4 separate regions of the Homo sapiens genome follow, and all the other regions are linked to region 1. The links are chromatin contacts, found by Hi-C or POLR2A ChIA-PET in ENCODE. All regions are on one chromosome and are shown on one strand. The core of a region is the stretch at or near the end of the contact, and the rest is flanking DNA. Distances in the headings are between cores, read along the strand shown.

The links. Hi-C counts contacts between places; a loop is a spot of excess contacts on that map. ChIA-PET counts read pairs that join two places held with the same protein, here RNA polymerase II (POLR2A). Pooled maps may share reads with other maps.
Region 2: POLR2A ChIA-PET joins it to region 1 with 12 read pairs in K562. The contact joins the enhancer-like site here to the promoter of RPS17 in region 1. POLR2A ChIA-PET finds 5 or more read pairs at or near these places in 8 of 52 experiments (AG04450, H1, HEK293T and 5 more).
Region 3: a map of B cell shows a loop between it and region 1 (39-fold over the local background). The contact joins the promoter of SNHG21 here to the promoter of RPS17 in region 1. A Hi-C loop is called at or near these places in 42 of 168 maps with a recorded cell type or tissue (B cell, CD14-positive monocyte, CD4-positive, alpha-beta T cell and 30 more), 27 of 37 single-sample maps with no recorded cell type and 46 of 50 pooled maps. POLR2A ChIA-PET finds 5 or more read pairs at or near these places in 44 of 52 experiments (A549, AG04449, AG04450 and 33 more).
Region 4: a loop to region 1 is called in a map of GM12878, with 11 times the contacts of the local background. The contact joins the promoter of GOLGA6L10 here to the promoter of RPS17 in region 1. A Hi-C loop is called at or near these places in 1 of 168 maps with a recorded cell type or tissue (GM12878) and 6 of 50 pooled maps. POLR2A ChIA-PET finds 5 or more read pairs at or near these places in 1 of 52 experiments (A673).

What each region holds. Positions count from the first base shown.
Region 1 is chr15:82,537,148-82,541,706 of GRCh38, forward strand. RPS17 (ribosomal protein S17) reads right to left here and starts at 3,310. Exons shown (of 5, transcript NM_001021.6): 1 at 3,279-3,310; 2 at 2,834-2,985; 3 at 1,733-1,838; 4 at 1,159-1,224. The coding sequence starts at 3,281. RefSeq lists silencers at 3,317-3,436, 3,447-3,546 and an enhancer at 3,666-4,167.
Region 2 is chr15:82,766,104-82,770,662 of GRCh38, forward strand. It overlaps FSD2 (fibronectin type III and SPRY domain containing 2), which reads right to left. Exons shown (of 13, transcript NM_001007122.4): 8 at 3,647-3,781; 9 at 2,777-2,927. Among named protein-coding and RNA genes, the nearest start is that of SNHG21, 18 kb to the left of the region's middle. Within about 2 kb of position 2,773, at least 2 of the 41 ENCODE cell types and tissues checked have a DNase peak (open chromatin) inside an H3K27ac peak, as active enhancers do.
Region 3 is chr15:82,748,463-82,753,021 of GRCh38, forward strand. SNHG21 (small nucleolar RNA host gene 21) reads left to right here and starts at 2,102. Exons shown (of 3, transcript NR_110098.1): 1 at 2,102-2,386. RefSeq lists enhancers at 1,786-1,915, 2,206-2,275.
Region 4 is chr15:82,347,175-82,351,733 of GRCh38, forward strand. It overlaps GOLGA6L10 (golgin A6 family like 10), which reads right to left and starts at 2,301. Exons shown (of 9, transcript NM_001164465.3): 1 at 2,118-2,301; 2 at 336-455. The coding sequence starts at 2,201.

The sequences.
Region 1 (4,559 bases), core at 2,060-4,559:
ACCCCTTCCTATCAATCACTCTAAAACACCGTTTCTCAATCTTGGCAACGTAGACATCCTGGGCTGGACATTCTTTGTTATAGGCAGCTGTACTGTGTATTGCAGAAAGTTTAGCAACATCCTTGGCCTCTACCCCTTAGAAGTTAGCAGGTATCCCCTGGCTATGAGAACGAAAAATGTGTCTGGACATTGCCAAATGTCCTCTAAAGCAAAACTCTGTCCCTTTGAGAATACACAGTGCCACTTGCTTTCCAGGACCAGCCCTGGGTAAGAGCTATTACTAATCTAATCAACATTTGTGAAGGGCCCAAGTACACAAGGCATCAAGCAGAAGGGAGGGAGGCAAGAGCAGACCCTGCCCTCAAACAAGTTCAGGCTGGTAGGCAGGGCAAGAAGCCAAGGGCCCAACTTATACCTGGAACTCCATGTCCTATTTGGTCCTCAGAAACCCATTTTAGTTTCAACAAAAATGCTGCATTCAGCGCAGTGGTTATTTCAGGAAGAAAAGACCCACAGCGGGGCTGTAGCTGTACTGGTGATGTTTTTCTGAAGCTGGGAAAGTACATGTGAGTTCATTTTGCTACTACCTTTTTGAGTGTCTTAAACATTTAATGACCATAAAAATAGGAAAAATGAAGTTGTTCAAAATCACCAACCGCCCATGAAGCCCATGCTTTCACCCAAGTATGCAAAAGGACTAAGATAAGCCATAGAAAAAACATCAAAGTGCAATGAAGATACTCGTGAACTACCTAAGTAGTGCCTTGTATGTACCTGGAAATGGACCAAAGCTCATTTCTGAGTGGTTAGCATGGAGACACCAAAGGAATGCCTTCACAGAAGAAAAGCAGGCAGATTCAGCCAGGGCTGACACAAAGGGGGCAACGTAAGCCAGCTATAAAACCAAGAACAGAAGCAGCCAAGAGAGAAAAGGTGTCCTGGAAGCCACTAGATTTGGGAATCATGATCTTGTGGCGAACTAACTCAATGCACACAACTTCCGCTACACCCCTTATGAAAGCAGTCCAGTTTAGTGGCTACAAGTTTAGATGGGATTCCCAACTCTGCCACTTACTAGCTGGGTGACCTTGGATAATAAGACCTACTGATGGTTTTTGACCAGGAAAATACCACTTTAGGAATCCAGCAAACACTTACCAAAAGCTTCAGCATTTCCTTAGTGTCAGGATCTACTTCAATAATCTCCTGATCCAAGGCTGAGACCTACAAGGAAACGAGGTAGGGTCAAAATACCAATCAATGAGATTATCACTCACCTCTCCTCCTCCTCTCCCCAGGTTCTTAAATATGGGGAAGAGGAGCTGCACAAGGATAGCATTCCTCTCACAAGGTGAGCAGTCTCTTACAGTATTACAGACCCCGATGACCTGTTCTTCTGGCCTTACCTTCCCATGCCCTCATTCAGTATTCAGAACACTTGAAGTCTGTGTTTACACCAAAGAATACTATATTAGGGGCAAACAATCGAGCCACGACAGCAGTCATCAAATCAACATTAAGGGCTCTCATGAAATATGGAATAGACTTAACTGGTTCCAGAAGAGCAGAATGGAGGCTAAGAAACTGGTAGGGGGCCTATGGGCACCCACAGCTGGTTATGGAATGTATGGATTAAAGGTCTCAGATTCAGCTGAGGTCCCTTTGGAAGCCAAGAACCCATAGCTTTATCATTTGAGGATTAGCCAGAAGCCCAAATATCCAGAAAGTTTACCTCAGGAACATAATTGTCTCTCCTTTCTCTCTCCTCCTCCTGCAGCTTGATGGAGATACCTCTTACTGGGCCTCTCTGAATTCGCTTCATCAGATGCGTGACATAACTACAAAGCACACACAGCCAAAGAGAACAGTGAGAAGACAAATCAACTCCCACCTGGTACTGAGCACATGTGCATATATAAATACCCGCTTTAGTTCTTTTCCACAGTGAGAAGGAAGAGGACTCACTATCCTGGGACCTCCTACACATAGAACCTCCACTGGCCTGAGCATTCCTTCCCCTTGGTTTCTCACTCTCTATTCAAACTCTCCTTCATGATGATCAAGCGCCCCACCCCCAACTCGCCCCGCCCCGCCCCGCAGTTTCACGACCCTTCACAGCCTTCATTTTCTTCCAATTTCAAATTCACATAACTTGGCAATTAATACGTTGACTTTGGCACTATTCTTCCAGGCCATATGCCTATAAATCTCTCGAACAGTAACTGCAACTGTGAAGTAAGCATTAGAAGTTGACATCCAGCCGGGCGAGGTGGCTCACGCCTGTAATCCCAGCAATTTGGGAGGCCGAGGCGGGCGGATCGCTTGAGGTCAGGTGTTCGAGACCAGCCTGGTCAACATTGTGAAACCCTGTTGTCTACTAAAAATACAAAAATTAGCCGAGTGTGGTAGCACGTGCCTCTAATCCCAGCTACTGGGAAGGCTGAGGCATGACAATCGCTTGAACCCGGGAGACGGAGGTTGCAGTGAGCCGAGATGGCGCCACTGCACTCTAGCCTGGGCGCCAGGGCAAGATTCCGTCTCAAAAAAAAAAGAAAAAAAAGAAAGAAAAAAGTTGACAACTAAAAGCAACGTAGCTTCAAAGCAAGAGGTCTGACGGTGGCTACCTTCGACCCAGGGTCACCGCGGCCAGTCATGACACAGGCCTAAGTTCACAACAGAAATCCTGCACACGCAGAGCTCTAGCCCTTCTCCGGGACACCAGGGAGTCTCAGGCTAACGAAACCACCAAGGCACCGTCTCTTCCCGAGTCGGAGGGCGGCAGAGCACACAAACAGATCGCGGAGCCCCGGAGGCCGAGGAAGGCCCGACTCACCCTGCTATCTTGTTGCGGAGCTTTTTGCTGGGGATAATGGCGATCTCCTCGCACACGCGCTTGTTCGTGTGGAAGTCGTTGCCCAGGCGCGTGTAGTACTTTTCTATGATGACCCGGGCCGCCTTCTTCACGGTTTTGGTGCGAACGCGGCCCTGCGGGTGGAGAGGACAGGATCACTCACGAGCCAGCGCAACCTTCTGGGAAGAGTGCGGCGCCGAGCCCCGGCCGGTGTGGTTGGGGACCGCCGGCTGCGCTGAGCCGGAGAGGGCCCGGCTAAACAGTGCCGGGCGCCGGGCTTAATGCGGAAGCCGCCGGCCCGTTGCGCTCCAGCCTGACAGGGCTCTGCGCCTTCCCGGCCCAGGGCCTCTCTGTGGGCTGAGGACCGCGGGAAGCTGCAGATGGGGGACGATTGTGGAGGATGGCGGCCTCGAGCCAAAACACCTACCATGTTGGCGGGTCCTTGGTAAAAGAGGAAACAGGAAGCACAGGCGAAGCCTGTTAAAGCTTAGGCCAGAAAGCCGCTTCCGCCCGGCCACGGTCGCTCTGAGCCTACTCGGGAGCCACACAGCGCCCCCTGGCGGAGTGGAGCGGGGGCGGCGGTGGCGCGCCCCTCCGGTGGGCAGGGTGTCTGTCCCGCCCCCGACGGCTCCTCCCTTTCCGCTCCCCGCTCCCCTCGGTTGACTTGGGCTCGCTTCTCTCCCCCATCTGATTTTTAATGGGACCGCCCGTGCGATGTGCTCTAGCGTAGCGTCCATCTCTTCCACACACGCCAGGGAGAGGAGAAGCATCCGGTCCTCGGGAGGACCGAGAAAAGAAGGCGATCCAGGGCCGTGGAACAATGAGGAAGTGGGGGATGGCGGCCGCCCAGGTCCCCCACTCAGTCCGCGGGCCGGAGACTTGTCAGGTAGAGACAGGGTGCGACTGGGCGAGACGTATCTCATTTCTTCCGGGCCTTTGCTCAAATGTCGCCTTATCAGAGGGCTTTCCCTTCAAACTTAGGTAAAATAACTCCCTCACTATCCCTGCTTATATTTCCTAGCACTTGCCGTGTGATTCGGCTTATTTTTCTCAACTAGGGGTGAGCTCCATGACAGTAATGGTCATTTTGTTTAGCTAATTCCCAGTGCTTGAACAGCGCCTAGCACGTAACAACCTCTAACATTGACGTGAAGGGCCCAGCTCACCAGCAGAGCTCCCAACACCTCAGGTACCTTCTCCATCCACTATCTTCAGGCTGTTCCTGCCGCACCCATCCTCAAACCAGGGCCTTCCGAAGCCACCAGCGCAGGCTGCCCCGATGGGCCGCAGCCTAGGTAGGGCCCTGCCCCCTTCTTCCAACTCTGCTCCCTGGGCTGACAGCAATCCTAGGCTCCCACCTGACAGGGGAAGGCTGAGCTGGCCAGGCTGGATGAGTTAAGCCCAGGGCTGTGCCTCATTCCTCAACGCACCTTGGGTACTCCAGTCGGACTCTCAACTGATTGGGGATGGAAACCTGAAGGACAGGAAACCCTGGCAGCAAAAAGTACCAATGGGACAAAAGAAAAGGCCAGAATCTCAGAACTGCGGGAGCAAACTTCCAGTCAAGCTGCTGTCAGGCCCGAAGTGAAAGATCAGGGTTTTTGTTTTTGTTTTTGTTTTTGAGACGGAGTCTTGCTGTCGCCCAGGCTGGAGTGCAGTGGCGCGATCTCGGCTCACTGCAACCTCTGCCTCCCAAGTTCAAGCGATT
Region 2 (4,559 bases), core at 1,523-4,022, 230 kb after region 1:
AAAGCTGGAAGGTTTAACTCACTCTTGCGCTCCTGTCCTCTGACCCACATTTAACAGCAGCATAGCCAGGAGTGCTGGCTCCCCCTCTGCATTCCCTCCCACAGTCTCTGGTCTGCTTTTCTCACTTCATTGCTACTTCTTGTGTTTGTGGCTGTCTCCTCTCCAAGTCCCTCATTCTGGTTTCCCAGGCACCCAGCACTGTGCTTGGCATATGGTTAACACTGCATCATGGAGTGTGCATGCAGTAGAATCCAGTGTGTCTCTGTCCGTCTGTTAGGATCATAATGTCTCTGAGGTCAGGGGCTGAGTACCGCTATTCTTAGTACAGTACTGGGCCCATAGAAGGCCGTCAATTCAGCCAGGTGCAATGGCTCATGCCTGTAATTCCAGCACTTTGGGAGGCTGAGGCGGGTGGGTCACTTGAGGTCAGGAGTTCGAGATCAGCCTAGCCAACATGGTGAAACCCCGTCTCTACTAAAAATGCAAAAATTAACCGAGTGTGGTGGCAGGTGCCTGTAATTCCAGCTACTCAGGAGGCTGAGGCAGGAGAATTGCTTGAACCTGGGAGTTGGAGGTTGCAGTGAACCGAGATCATCACGCCACTGCACTCCTGGGCGACAGAGTGAGACTGTCTCAAAAAAAAAAAAAAAAAGGTCCTTGATTTATGTTTATGAGCAAACAATTCTGACTAGAGCTGAAAGTGTTAACTGCTGTTAACCCCCTAACAGCTGCCTATTGGAAATAATCCAATGTATTTAAATTGTACTATACAGAAATATAAGCTCATAATTGCCACTGTCTATATTGCTGCGGTTGCCAACCCCATGTCAGTCCAGTGGGCAAGAGAAGTCTTTAGGATGATGCCCATTTACCAATACAACACCCTCACCCAGATGAGGCCAAGTTGTCCAGGTTATCTTCAGGCTGCAGCTCTGGGCCAGAGGGGCACTTTTACTTATGCATTCAATAAATGTTAACTAAACTCCTTAGGTTCCAGGCACTGTATAGGGAGGCCCTCAGAAAAAACAAATGTAGTTCCTGCCCTCATAGAGCTTACAGTCTAGATGGGAAGAGCAGCATTCTTCAGGCAATCACTGGAAGGAATGTAAGATGGTAACCAAGACAAGTTGATAGTGTGCTGTAGTGTATAATGGTGGGGGCAGGATGGCTTTTGAGCAGAGCTCTGAAGAATGCTGAGGAGGTAACTGGATGAAAAAGGGACAGAGGAGTCTCCTACATAGGAGAAGCATGTGCCAAGGCCCTGTGGCAGGAAGGAGCATGAAAAGTAGGAGGAACTGAAACATGACCAATGTGGTGGGATCTTGAGAGGGAGGGGAGCTGGTGTGGGAGGAGCTGGAGAGGCAGGAAGGGGCCAGAGCCTGTGAAGGAGTTTTGCCTTTTCTTCAGCAATGGGTCGCCATGATTGGATTTGTACTGGAAGAATATGCACCAGCTCTCAGGTCATCTCTCAGGTTACTGACCAGCCCTCTGATGACCTCATCATTGTGAGTTGGTCCCAGGTGTCAAGTGCTCCTAAAGTATCAGCATAAATTGCAAAGGAAACCTGAACCATTAGGATGGCCAGAACCACTGGACACACTGCCCCACTCCTGAGTATCTCCAGAGTGGATTACCAAAGTCAGCCTCTGTGTGGCCATGGACACACAGATTCCACCTGGAACAGATGGATGGGTGGCATATGGCCACGTTTCAAGCCTGGCATTTAGCATAGAAGAATCTGCTTCCCTAACAATTGACACCAACACCTCTTCATTTCTCCAGCTCCAGGTCAGTGCACCCCTGTGTTCCACAGCAGGGGAGCCCCTGGTCCTGGTGGCTGGTGCTGGCCTGCCTGGGTGGTTCATCCCCTTTCACAAACTTCTGTAAACCAGAGGTAAACCTATGCTTCCTCCATCATAGGCTGCTGTAAACTCATAGGTTCTGCGAGCCCTTGTGGTCACTGAGTCCAACCCTTATCAATTTGTGAACCCCTCTAGCTCTCTGAGAATGAGGGGTGAACATGAGCTTCCAGACAGTCTTCTGTGATAGATGAAACATTCTTTGTACATTCAGCTGCAATCTCTTTTGTTTTCGCCTATGGCTTTCACCCTCACCTCTCTGAATTCTAGCTAGGTGGGTCTTTTAGTTCCTCCAGCAGCTCACTCCTGCCCCAGGGCCTGTGTTCATGCAGCCCCCTCCCCCCGAAGCACCCCTGCATTCGCTGTTCTTGGGGCTCAGTCTTTCCCATATGTTCAGGTCTCAGTTTAAACATCTTCTTTATCCAAAGTGGATCCTCACCTCCACCACCATTCTCTGTTTTATTACATTTCTTTTTCCTTCCTAGCACTGTATATTTTACACATTGGTTTGTTTTCTTGCCTTTTGTCTATTTTCCCACCAGACTGTCAGCCCCATTAGGGCAGGAAATTTGTCCATCTAGTTCCCAGTGCCTTGCACAGGACCTGACACCACCCAGGCACTCAATGCATGTTGAATGAATGAATGAATGAATGAATGAATGGGAAACCTTACTTGAGCTAAAACAACAACCACAACAACAACAAAACCTGAGGTTCAACCAACTTATTCATTCACTTGTCATTCACCTTCAGTAATAGCATTCCAGCTACTTCTCATGAACACTAAGCAACCAAAAATTGAGATTCCTGTGTATCAAAAATGCCAACCTTCTCTTCAGACTCCGTATACTTCCTAAGCCATGTCACTGTATCAGGTGTCAGGGCTCTCGTGCCCAGCAAATGCCCTCATGACTCACTCAGTTACACCCGAGGCTTCTGGACTTTCAGCCTGGGTCAGCTCCACAGTGTACGAGTCCACAGGATTCAGGTTCCCAGACTCCCAGCAAATCAGCACAGCCTCTTCACAGCTCCTTATCTCTTTGGTTTTAATAATGGGGGGAGAAGGTGCTAAATGTGGGAGAAAGGGAGAGATGAACAACTGTTGTGTTCATTTCCAGCTGTTTTGTTCAGAGCCATGGACAAACATCACAGCCACCTTCTTCCTCCCACAAAAGAGATTCAGTGCAATAAAAAGCAAACCAGGGAATCCCTTCCAGATGTTCCTGGAATAGAAGATGCTTGCAAGGTTTAAATGTCAGTGTGACCGAGAGTAGCAGTTTTTTATATTTTGAGACCAACCATCAGAAAATGTCACTGTCACTGTCGGCTGAGTGCAGTGGCTCACGCCTGTGATCCCAGCACTTTGGGAGGCCGAGGCGGGTGGATCACTTGAGGTCAGGAGTTCGAGACCAACCTGGCCAACATGGCGAAATGCCATCTCTTCTAAAAATACAAAAAAAAAAAAAATCAGATGTGGTGGCAGACACCTGTAATCCCAGCTACTTGGGAGGGTGAGGCAGGAGAATCACTTGAACCTAGGCGGCAGAGGTTGCAGTGAGCAGAGATCTTGCCACTACACTCCAGCCTGGGCGGGACTCATCTCAAAAAAAAAAAATGTCACTGTCAAACTAGGCATGTAGATTTTGTGTGTTAAATAAAAGAAAAAAATGTACACAGCTCTTCCTACCCTTCTGAATGAAATCAAGAGCCCTGCCATGTCTAGAAACCCATGACTCCTGTGTCCGCTTGAATGAAAGCCCTGCTATAGGAAATGAGTAGCCCATTACCTGTCATGTACACTGCACGCTCGCTAGAGGGGCTGGGGCCAGCCCTGTTGTGAGCTGTGACCCAAAATTCATACTGGGTATTTGGCACAAGGTTTGTCACTGAGCAATATGTTTCTTTGACAGTCACTGTAAACTCTGGGGAAAAAAAAAGATAAGAATTCAACCCTAAAAACTGGCCAAGTGGCTCCAATTCATTATGCCGAATCCCACAGTAGTAGATTACAAAACTGGCTATAAATTCCTCCCATCCCTGTATGCACTCCCTCTGCAGCATGACTTTGCTGCTCCTTCCATTCAGAGCTTCCTTCCTTCTCTCTATTCCTTGAAACTGGGCTTAGCTATGTGACTAGCTTTGGTCAATGGGGCAATAACAAACGATGCAAGCAGAGGCATGGAAGTGCTCGTGCACAGGGGCTAGCCCTCTTGCTGCTGGGGATGCTTCCACTACCACGTGAGCAAGCCCAAGCCAGCCTCCTGGAGGATGTGAGACCGCAGGGAGAGAGACCCCAGCTGCCCAAGTCCTCCCGGCTATCCTATCTGCGACAACAGTAAATGAGGCCATCCTAGACCAACCAGCCCTATCCAAGGTGGTTCAGAATAGAACTGTTTGGCCAGCCCACAGAATTACAAGAAATAATAGGGCCGGGCGCGGTAGCTCATGCCTATAGTCCCAGCACTTTGGGAGGCTGAGGCAGGTGAATCACTAGGTCAGGAGATCGAGACCATCCTGGCTAACACAGTGAAACCTCATCTCTACTAAAAATACAAAAAATTAGCTGGGCGTGGTGGCATTTGCCTGTAGTCCCAGCTACTCGGGAGGCCGAGGCAGGAGAATCACTTGAACCCGGGAAGTGGAGGTTGCAGTGAGCTGAGATAGTGCCACTACACTCCAGCCTGAGTGACAGAGCAAGAC
Region 3 (4,559 bases), core at 852-3,351, 210 kb after region 1:
GAATGCATATATTAGAAAAAATGAAAGATCTAAAATCAATTTTAGCTTTCACCTTAGGAAAACAGAAAAAGAAGAGTTAATTAAATACAAAGTAAGTAGAAGAAAACAAATAATAAAAATTAGAGCAGAAATCAATGAAATTTAAAACAGAAAATAGAGAAAATCATTGAAACCAAAAAGCTTGTTCTTGAAAAAGAGCAATAAAAGCAAAACACTTCTAGTAATCTAACTATAAAAACAATTGAGAAGGCATAAATTACTAATATTAGAAATGAAAGAGGGGAACATCACTACAGATCCCATGAAGATTAAAAGGGTGATAAAAACTCTATGCCCAAAAACAAAAACAAGAAAAAAACTCTACGCTCATAAATTTGATAGCCTAAATGAAATGGACCAATTTCTTGAAAGATACGATCTGGCAAAACTCACACAAGAAGAAACAATCTGAATAGGCCTATATCTATTTTTTAAATGGAATCAATAATTGATAACTTTCAGAAACAGAAAGTACCAGGTCCAGATGGTCTAACTGGTGAATTCTATGAAACATTTAAGGAAGAAATTATGCAAATTATCTATAGTCTCTTTCAAAAGATAGAAGTAGAGAGAATCTTTCGTAACTAATTTTTTTTTTTTTTGAGATGGATTTTCGCTCGTCACCCAGGTTGGAGTGCAACGGTGCCATCTCAGCTCACTGCAACCTCCACCTCCTGTGATCAAGCGATTCTCCTGCCTCAGCCTCCCAAGTAGCTGGAACTACAGGCACCTGTCACCACGCCCGGCTAATTTTTGTATTTTTAGTAGAGGCGGAGTCTCGCCATGTTGGCCAGGCTGGGCTCAAACTCCTGACCTCAGCTGATCCGCCCACCTCGGCCTCCCAAGGGGCTGGGACTACAGGCGTGAGCCACCACGCCCGGCCCCTACCCATCCTTTAAAGGGATACTCCGAATGTCTATGAACACTCAGATAAAACTGAACTAAATTTGAATCCACTTGTACTACATTTATTTGTCAACTCTTCGTTTGTCTACTTCTTGAGAACTTTAACAGCTGTACTGGGTTGGTTAGTGTCGCCCCCAAAATTCATGTCCTTCCTGGAACCTCAAAATGTGACCTTATTTGGAAAGAGTGTCATTGCAGATGTGATTAGTCATGATCAGGTCATACTGGAGTAAGGTGAGCCTTTTACCTAACAGGACTGGTGTCCTTATAAAACACACAGAGACAGAGACACACAGGGAGTATACCATTTGATAACAGAGGAAGAGAATGGAGTAATGCAGCTACAAGCGAAAGTACACCAATGATTGCTGGCTCCCACTAGAAGCTAGGAAGAGGCAGGAAGGATTCTATCCAGAGTCTCAGAAGAAGCAAGACCCCACTGACATCTTGATTTCTGACTTCCAGACTCCAGAAAGCGAGAAAATATATCTGTTGTTTTAAGCTATCCAGTGTGAGGTACTTGGTTATGGCAGCTTCAGAAAACTAATACAACAGCAATTTCAATTTCTACTTTATCTTCCTAGCCCCAAGAGTACCATGTGGCTATTAGAGTACAGGATTATGTAGGCTCTCAAATCCCTTCCATGGTAAAAGAATGATTGGGCTTCCAGCAGTGGCCAAGAATTGCCAGACGCTTATGAGCGCCTGCTGCGAGATGCTTGTACAGTGAATGCTCAATAAAGTGGTGGCCATTATAACCGCAAGCAATGAGACTACATAAATAGTAAGAAACGAAATAGAACAAGGGGCAGCGGGAGCAAAGAGAGAAACAAGGGCAGCTGAGGAAGGAAGCCTCAATTCCCCGGAGGACATCCGCGGGCGGAGGAAATGTGAATCTGCAAGTCGTTCTCCCAGACCCCGCTTAACGATTCCCGGCCCTTTCTCCACTCCCTACAGCCCTCGGACCCAGCAACAACCGGATCCTGTGCAGGTCTTCCCTGAGTCCAACGCGATTCTCCTGGATAACGTCAACCAGCTGAGCGATTCTGAGCCTGCGCGAAGCTCCTCGGCGCTTCCAGTAATGTCACGCTGGTGCGTGGGGCGGGACTTCCTCTCACGCGCAGGAAACGAGAAGGGCTTTTCCGCCGGAAAGAGAGTGGATTTACTAGGAAGGTGGGACGTTGGAGGGGTGGCCGCATGGAGTGAGTACTGTCTCTGGCCACCGAGCAGAGCCAGTGACAGCAGCGTCCTGGTAGGCAGGCAGGCGTATCAGGTTTCAGAGGATGCGGCTGGGAACGGGAGTAGAGGTGAGGGGTCGTTGCATCTGTCGCGGTGTGTATCTTTTGGGGGTTCAGCGCCACCAGCGACTTGGGCCTCATTCATCGCGCTTACATTTCTCCACCTCATTTGAAGAACGAGCTTCGTAGCCCACGGAGCTGAGGTTAGTATAAATGTGGAAGGGAGAAGTATGCACTCACCAGACTAAAGTTTACAGTTTTCACATAGGTTGTGCTGTTCTGTGTCCCATAAGGGCCTGCGAGAACCCAGACATTCTGAATCGGTGACGCCTGCTGGAGGCAGCAACACCTGTTGCATTAATTTTAGAACACACACACACGGAGTTGGTAATTCTTAAGCTTCCTGAATCTGCTGGCGGTCATTTGGTGTCAGAAGCAGAGCAAAGCCATCTTGGTCATCTCCCTCCTTTTAGCTTAAACCGAAGCATGATGGGGGAGATAGGCCGAAAGTTATACAGCTTGTTAATAACAGAGCCGAGAGTGAAAGCGCGATTTCTTCATTTTTAGCCCGGAATTATTTGTTGTACACCATACTGTTTCTTTGCATTGCTAGACAATTCGTCTTTTTTTACGAGGTTGACGGGGAGTTGCAAGGAGGAGTGAAAAGGGTGGTAATGTACATCTACATACAGTATAAATCCATGAAAGGCAAAATCCGTGTGTGTTAGGAGTTAGAACTGTGTCAGTCATCTACATCTTCCATAGTTTGTAGATGGAGATGAGTCTGTCACGTCGCTCTGTCATTTCCCTTTTAGCAACAGATGTGTAGTAACAATATGTGAAGAAGGAACTTTCATTGCCTGTTACATACATTTACACAGAGCGGCCTGGGGTTCACTGAGCAAGCTATGTGCTCACCCTAGAAAACTGATTCTGTAGAGTGCACTGCAGTCAAACCTCAGCTGTTTTAAGTAATCTTACATTTGGTGCTTGTGTGGCTTAAGTGTCTTGTGCATTATTGCAGTCATCTCTCTCATGTTATGAAATGGAAATGTGTTGTAGGAAAGTGGCAAGCCTGTGAAGAAAGTAAGTGAGCCTGAGGCCCAGAAAACCATACATTAGCAAATACTGAAAAACTGTTCACATCACATAGGGGGTATCTGAAGTACTGAGGAGCTCATTTAACCGGATGTTCATTGTGGGGAAGCCATGAATAGCCTCCCTCTCCTGGGTTCAAGCGATTTTCCTGCCTCAGCCTCCCGAGTAGCTGTGATTACAGGTCCATGCCACCATGCTCGGCTAATTTTTGTATTTTTAGTAGAGACAGGGGTCTCACCATGTTGGCCAGGCTGATCTCGAACTCCTGACCTCAGGTGATCCTCCCACCTTGGCCTCCCAAAGTGCTGGGATTACAGGTGTGAGCCACCGTGCCTGGCTCCTATATAAACAATTTTCAAACTTGTTGGTCTCAAGAGCCACTTAACAGTTATTGAAGACTCCAAAGAGCTTTTGTTCATATGAAAATAGTTTTGACTTCACTAACCCCCAGAAGGGCTTTCAGAAGCCCCCACAGAAACCAACTTTTAAGAACTACTTTATGCAGATGTTTCAAAGACATTTTAGATTATGTAGAGGAATGATTGCTGTTGTGATTGTGACATAAGCAGAAGTATCAACTTAAAAATGCAACAACAAGCACAGTAGCTTGTATTTCCAGTAGCTGTATAATTCCAGGCACAGAGAACACAAACAGATGTCCATTTTTAATTCTTTTCTTGTTTTTTTTGAGACAGGACCTCACTGTCACCCAGGCTGGAGTGCAGTGGTGCAATCACAGCTCACTGGCAGCCTCGACCTCCTGAGCTCAAGAGCTCCTCCACCTCAGCCTCCTGAGTAGCTGGGGCCACAGGTGTGTGCTACCACCCTGGCTAATTAAAAAAAAAAATGTTTTGTAGAGACAGTGTCTCTCTGTGTTGCTCAGACTGGTCTCAAACTCCTGAGCTCAAGCCATCCTCCCACCTTGGCCTCCTGAAGTGTTGGAATTACAGGCGTCAGCCACTGTGCCTGGCCTGTGATATTTTTCTATGCTTGGAAAGTTTATTAATCAGCTAGGATACTTCTCTACAAAAATACACATATATAACTTGAGATTTAAACTTTTCTCAGCCAGCTGTGGTGGTTCACACCTGTAATCTCAGCACTTTGGGAGGACAAGGTGGGTGGATCACTTGCGCTCAGGAGTTTGAGACCAGCCTGGGGCAACAGGGCAAAACCCCATCTCTACAAAACTGCACCCAGCTATTTTGTATTATTTTTATCTCGTTGCTTTTTTTTTTTTTCTTTTTCTTTCTTTCTTTTTTTTTTTTAGTGGTTTCA
Region 4 (4,559 bases), core at 1,051-3,550, 190 kb before region 1:
GACCATTTCCTCAGTGTCCTGGGTGTTTGCAGCAGGCCATGTACTAAGGATTCACATAAAAGCAACAATAACGAATCTCATTTAAACTTCACAAATGGAAGTCAAAAAATACCACCTCTATTATACAGATGTGAAAAGAGAGGCCCAAAGACCTCAAGCAACTTGCCCTAAATCATATGCTAATCAATCCCTAATCAATTCTTAGCAGACGGAGAGGCAGGATTCAAATCCAGAATTCTTAACCAGTACCCAACAGTCCATCTACAATCTTAACAATTACCCTCTACTGCCCCTTGGGCCCCCTGTCCCCAGGAGCCTGGCCCGCCGAGACTCACATCCCCAGGTGAGTGGTAACCACCAGAAGTGGCTGTGTCAGGGCTACTGCCATTGACTTTCTTTTTCCTGTTAGCTCCTGCTGGAATGCCAGGGCTCTTCCTCTGCCAATATGCTTTTAACTGTGGGAAAGAAGAGCAGTAACACTCATGAGAATGATCAGCCCCTACAGCCACATCCTCCTTTACAGTTTTGACAAAATACCCTTATATACCATCTGATGTAATGCCACCAACAACCGTACAAGGTGTTGTCACAATCAGTGACTGAGAGGGATTCATATCATGGATAGAAAAAAAAAAAAAGAAAGATCAAAAAAGGCAATACTGGAACTTAAACTCAGTCCTCTGACTCCACGCTCTGGGGTTTTGCCATGAATCAGCAGCTTCCAGGGACCAAAACCAGGGGCAGAGGTAGAAAAGCACACATTAAGCAGGCAGGAACTGTAGGCCGTGTGGTTTAGAGTCATACATCCTCACAGGTCTGCTAGCGTGAAGAAGCGTACCAGTACCTCTCACACTTTCATATCAATGTGTCCTCATGGCAGAAGGCAGCTTTTCTATTAAATCTGGGAATTTATCAGAAAGAGGACAACCCAAGCCTCATTTCAGAGCAAAGTCTGGTATACGCTTGGAAACCTATGTGTCTGTCATCCCCAAGTACATTAATGCATTTTCTCAAGAGAATCAAGGGAAAATGATGCTTCAGAAAGATGTCCCGCATTTATCCTGTGGCACTCAAAGTACCCCAGGTTGAGACGATATGAGGAAGATTCAAGCTGTCAAGTTCAGTTTCCCAAGATCTATTCCACAGAAGATGAGCAAATCTCACTTCAGAGGCCACTGACTGAAGGGCAGTCTGGTCCCAGAACCGTGGAGAACTCAGAAAAAAATGTTAAAGTCTCTCTGGAAAGTAGAAGCCTGGGAAAAAACCAAACCAAACCCATTCTCCCATTGCCACCCAGAGATACTGTGAACATTTTGAGCTCACAGGGGAAGTGTAGGCTTTTCCCACTGTCAATGTCTATGTTAAGGGAGTAAGGCAGCCTGAAACCTCTTGCTCCTAGGTCCCATAGTCTCCACTCCCCTTCCAGCTGGAAATTTGTGCTGCAACCAGAGGAACCAGAAATGGGGTGAGAAAACTTAGGGGACTGGGTTGTAAGATCAAAGGCTGGTCTTGCAGCAGTAATGACAGTTCCTAGGGGCACTGTGACATCATTGCATTCCACTCCTCCCAGGGGAGGGGACCACATCAGCGCGATGCCCGAGTCGCTGCTCCACGATGGGGGAGGGAAACACACGGTTTCGACCCAGGTCCTCAGAGACGCCAGCCCAAGAAGCCTAGGGAGGTCGAGCTTGGGGCAGCAGGAGGGGAGGGCAGAGTCTGCAGTAGGGAGCCCCGGGAGTCACCAGCCCAAAGCCACCCAGGGATGACTGGTGAGGGCAGGGCCTGGGGCTGGGGGACCCAGGTCCTGGGAGACGCAAGCCCAAAGAGCCCAGGGAGGTTGGGCTTGGGGTGGCAGGAGGTGAGGGCTGATTATGGAGCAGGGAGCCCCAGGAGTCACCTGCCCAAAGTCACCCTGGGGTGATTGGCAAGGGCAGGGACTGGGCTGCTTGCTGAAGGGGTGGGGCTGACTGACTAGGCTTTGGTTGGGGGAGCCCAGAGGGGCTGGGGTTGGGGGGCCCCATCTGGTATGCCTCAGGAGTGGTATGGACTCTGGCACAGGTCTTGTCATCGGAGGGGATCTGTGGCTGGGTTGGGGGCCATGACCTGGTGTGTTTTACCTTTTTCTTGGCTGCGGCCAATTTCCCCTGTTGTGTTTTTTCTGACATCGCGGGGTGGGGAGGGAGGCGGGGTTGGGGCCACATCAGCGAAATACCAGTGAGCACTGCTCAATGCCTCCAGTCACCTACCAGGCAGCTGTGCAACTGAGCCACAGGTGGCGTAACCAGGGCACCAATGGAACGCAGAATAGGGGCGTGGCCTTAATGCTCCAAGCCCATTGGTCAGTGAGAAAGATGAAAGGGAAAGGAGGCGTGGCCAGGCGCAGCATGTCCAGAGGGACCTGTGGCATCATAAGGAAAGCTGCCCATGCAACCGCTGTCCCCGCCCACTCAGAGAAAGGGGAGGGGCCGCCCACTCTGGGAGAGGGGAAGGGCTGGGTTTTGCTTTAAAACTTTTAAAACTGTAAAAAATAAACTTTAAAAAATATATGTGTATATACTTTATATATATGTGTGTCTGTGTGTGTGTATCTATGTGTTCCTCCAGAGCTGTCTTCATTATGCAGCTTCTGTGCAAAGTCTGTGATTTTGGCCTATATTTTTCATCTTCAAATGGAGTACAAGAATTACCAGTATTACCTTAACTGAGATATAGATCCTATAAAAATGGAAAATCCATAGCATGCTTGATGATTAATGAAGCCGACTATAGTATCCGACATTCCAATAAGACAAAATAATCACAACAATTTCTCTTTTTTGGAAAAATGTTTGTCTTATTCTCCTACATTATTGTTAAGATTTCTTTTAAAAACAAGAAACATGTCTAATATCTTTAAAAACACAAAGCTTTTGGGCCGGGTGCGGTGGCTCACGCCTGTAATGCCATCACTTTGGGAGGCCGAGGTGGGTGGATTGCCTGAGGTCAGGAGTTCGAGACCAGCCTGGCCAACATGATGAAACCCTGTCTCTACTAAAAATACAAAAACTAGCCAGGCGTGGTTGCGGGTGCCTGTAATCCCAGCTATTTGGGAGGCTGAGGCAGGAGAATCACTGGAACCCAGGAGATGGAGGTTGCAGTGAGCCAAGCTCACGCCACTGCACTCCAGCCTGGGCGACAGAGCAAGACTCCATCTCAAAAGAAATAAAATAAAATACAAAATAAGTAAGAACACAAAGCTTTCAATTTAATAACCACTTAAAGCTCTTTACTGGTTTAAGAGAATTACAAGGCCCATTTTTCTAGAATCACCTGGCCTCTCTAAGCCTTGCAAATGAAGCTGAATTTCTCACTTGATACTTGGCTATCACTTGCAGTCATGAAAACCAAGAATTTGTTATGTCACTGTGTATTGCTTGTTACCTGAAATCCACACTAGGCTGGGATCAAGGGTTGAATCTTTCATGATTTTCTCCATAACCTGTGTGCTTCTTATCCCACACCAAACTAAGCTTTTTTTCTAGAGCTCTGCAACTTACAGTTAGTATATGAGAGCAGTTCTCAAAAATGTAGTCTCTGGACTAGCAGCTCCAGCAGCACCTGGGAACTTCTTATAAATACACATCCTCCGGCCCCACCCTGGACCTGATGAATCAGAAACTCTGGAGTAGGGCTCAGCAATCTGTGCTGCAGTAATCCCTCCAGGTGTTCAAGAACCTCTGGCATACAGCAGGTAGAAAAATGTGTTTCCTTCTGTAGGTCCAAAACCAGGGATACTATATGTTCTGTCTCTATATGAAACAATGACGTGCAATTAAAAGACATAAATCTCCTTCCTGCTCCCACCTTCCAGCCAATGAGTTTTATTTTTATGAGTTAAATAAGAAAACAATCAGAGATTTCGTCTAAATCGCATATTTACAGGTATCAGTTCTCATCCAGCCTGATCTTATCCAATATCATTTATATTCTCTTACATGTGAAGTTTTAGAGAAGGATCTTCACAATGTAAGACTCAGGCACACTAGGAGTTCTGTAATAAAACACCAAGTAGATCAGAATGTCCAAACTTACTGGAGAAGAAAAGTGGAATCATTGGCTATATTTTCAAATGGCAATAAACAGGAAATTAAAGTTTTGAATTTTTTTTCACCTTCATCCTTCCACGTTAATAGAATTAAGCCAAAATACTTGTCTTCCAAAGCCTCTAGCCAGGCAAAATTTTACTATATTACTTCTTGCTTTTCAATGGCTATAAAGCAGACTCCTGGTAGGCACATTTGGTATACCTGCAAAGATGAAGAACTAAACAGTTCCATCTGTTCAATACTGAAACAAAAGTCCTGCCAACCTCGGATGGTGAGTGTAATACTTCAGCACTAGCACCAAAGCCTCAAATATGAAAAGATACCAAGAACACCACTAGCAAACAAAACTAAACTCTCGGCTGGGAGCTCTAGTTCATGCCGTAATCCCAGCACTTTGGCAAGCAAAGGTGGGAGGATTACTTGAAGCCAGGAATTCAAGACCAGCCTTGGCAGCATAGTGAATTCACACCTCTA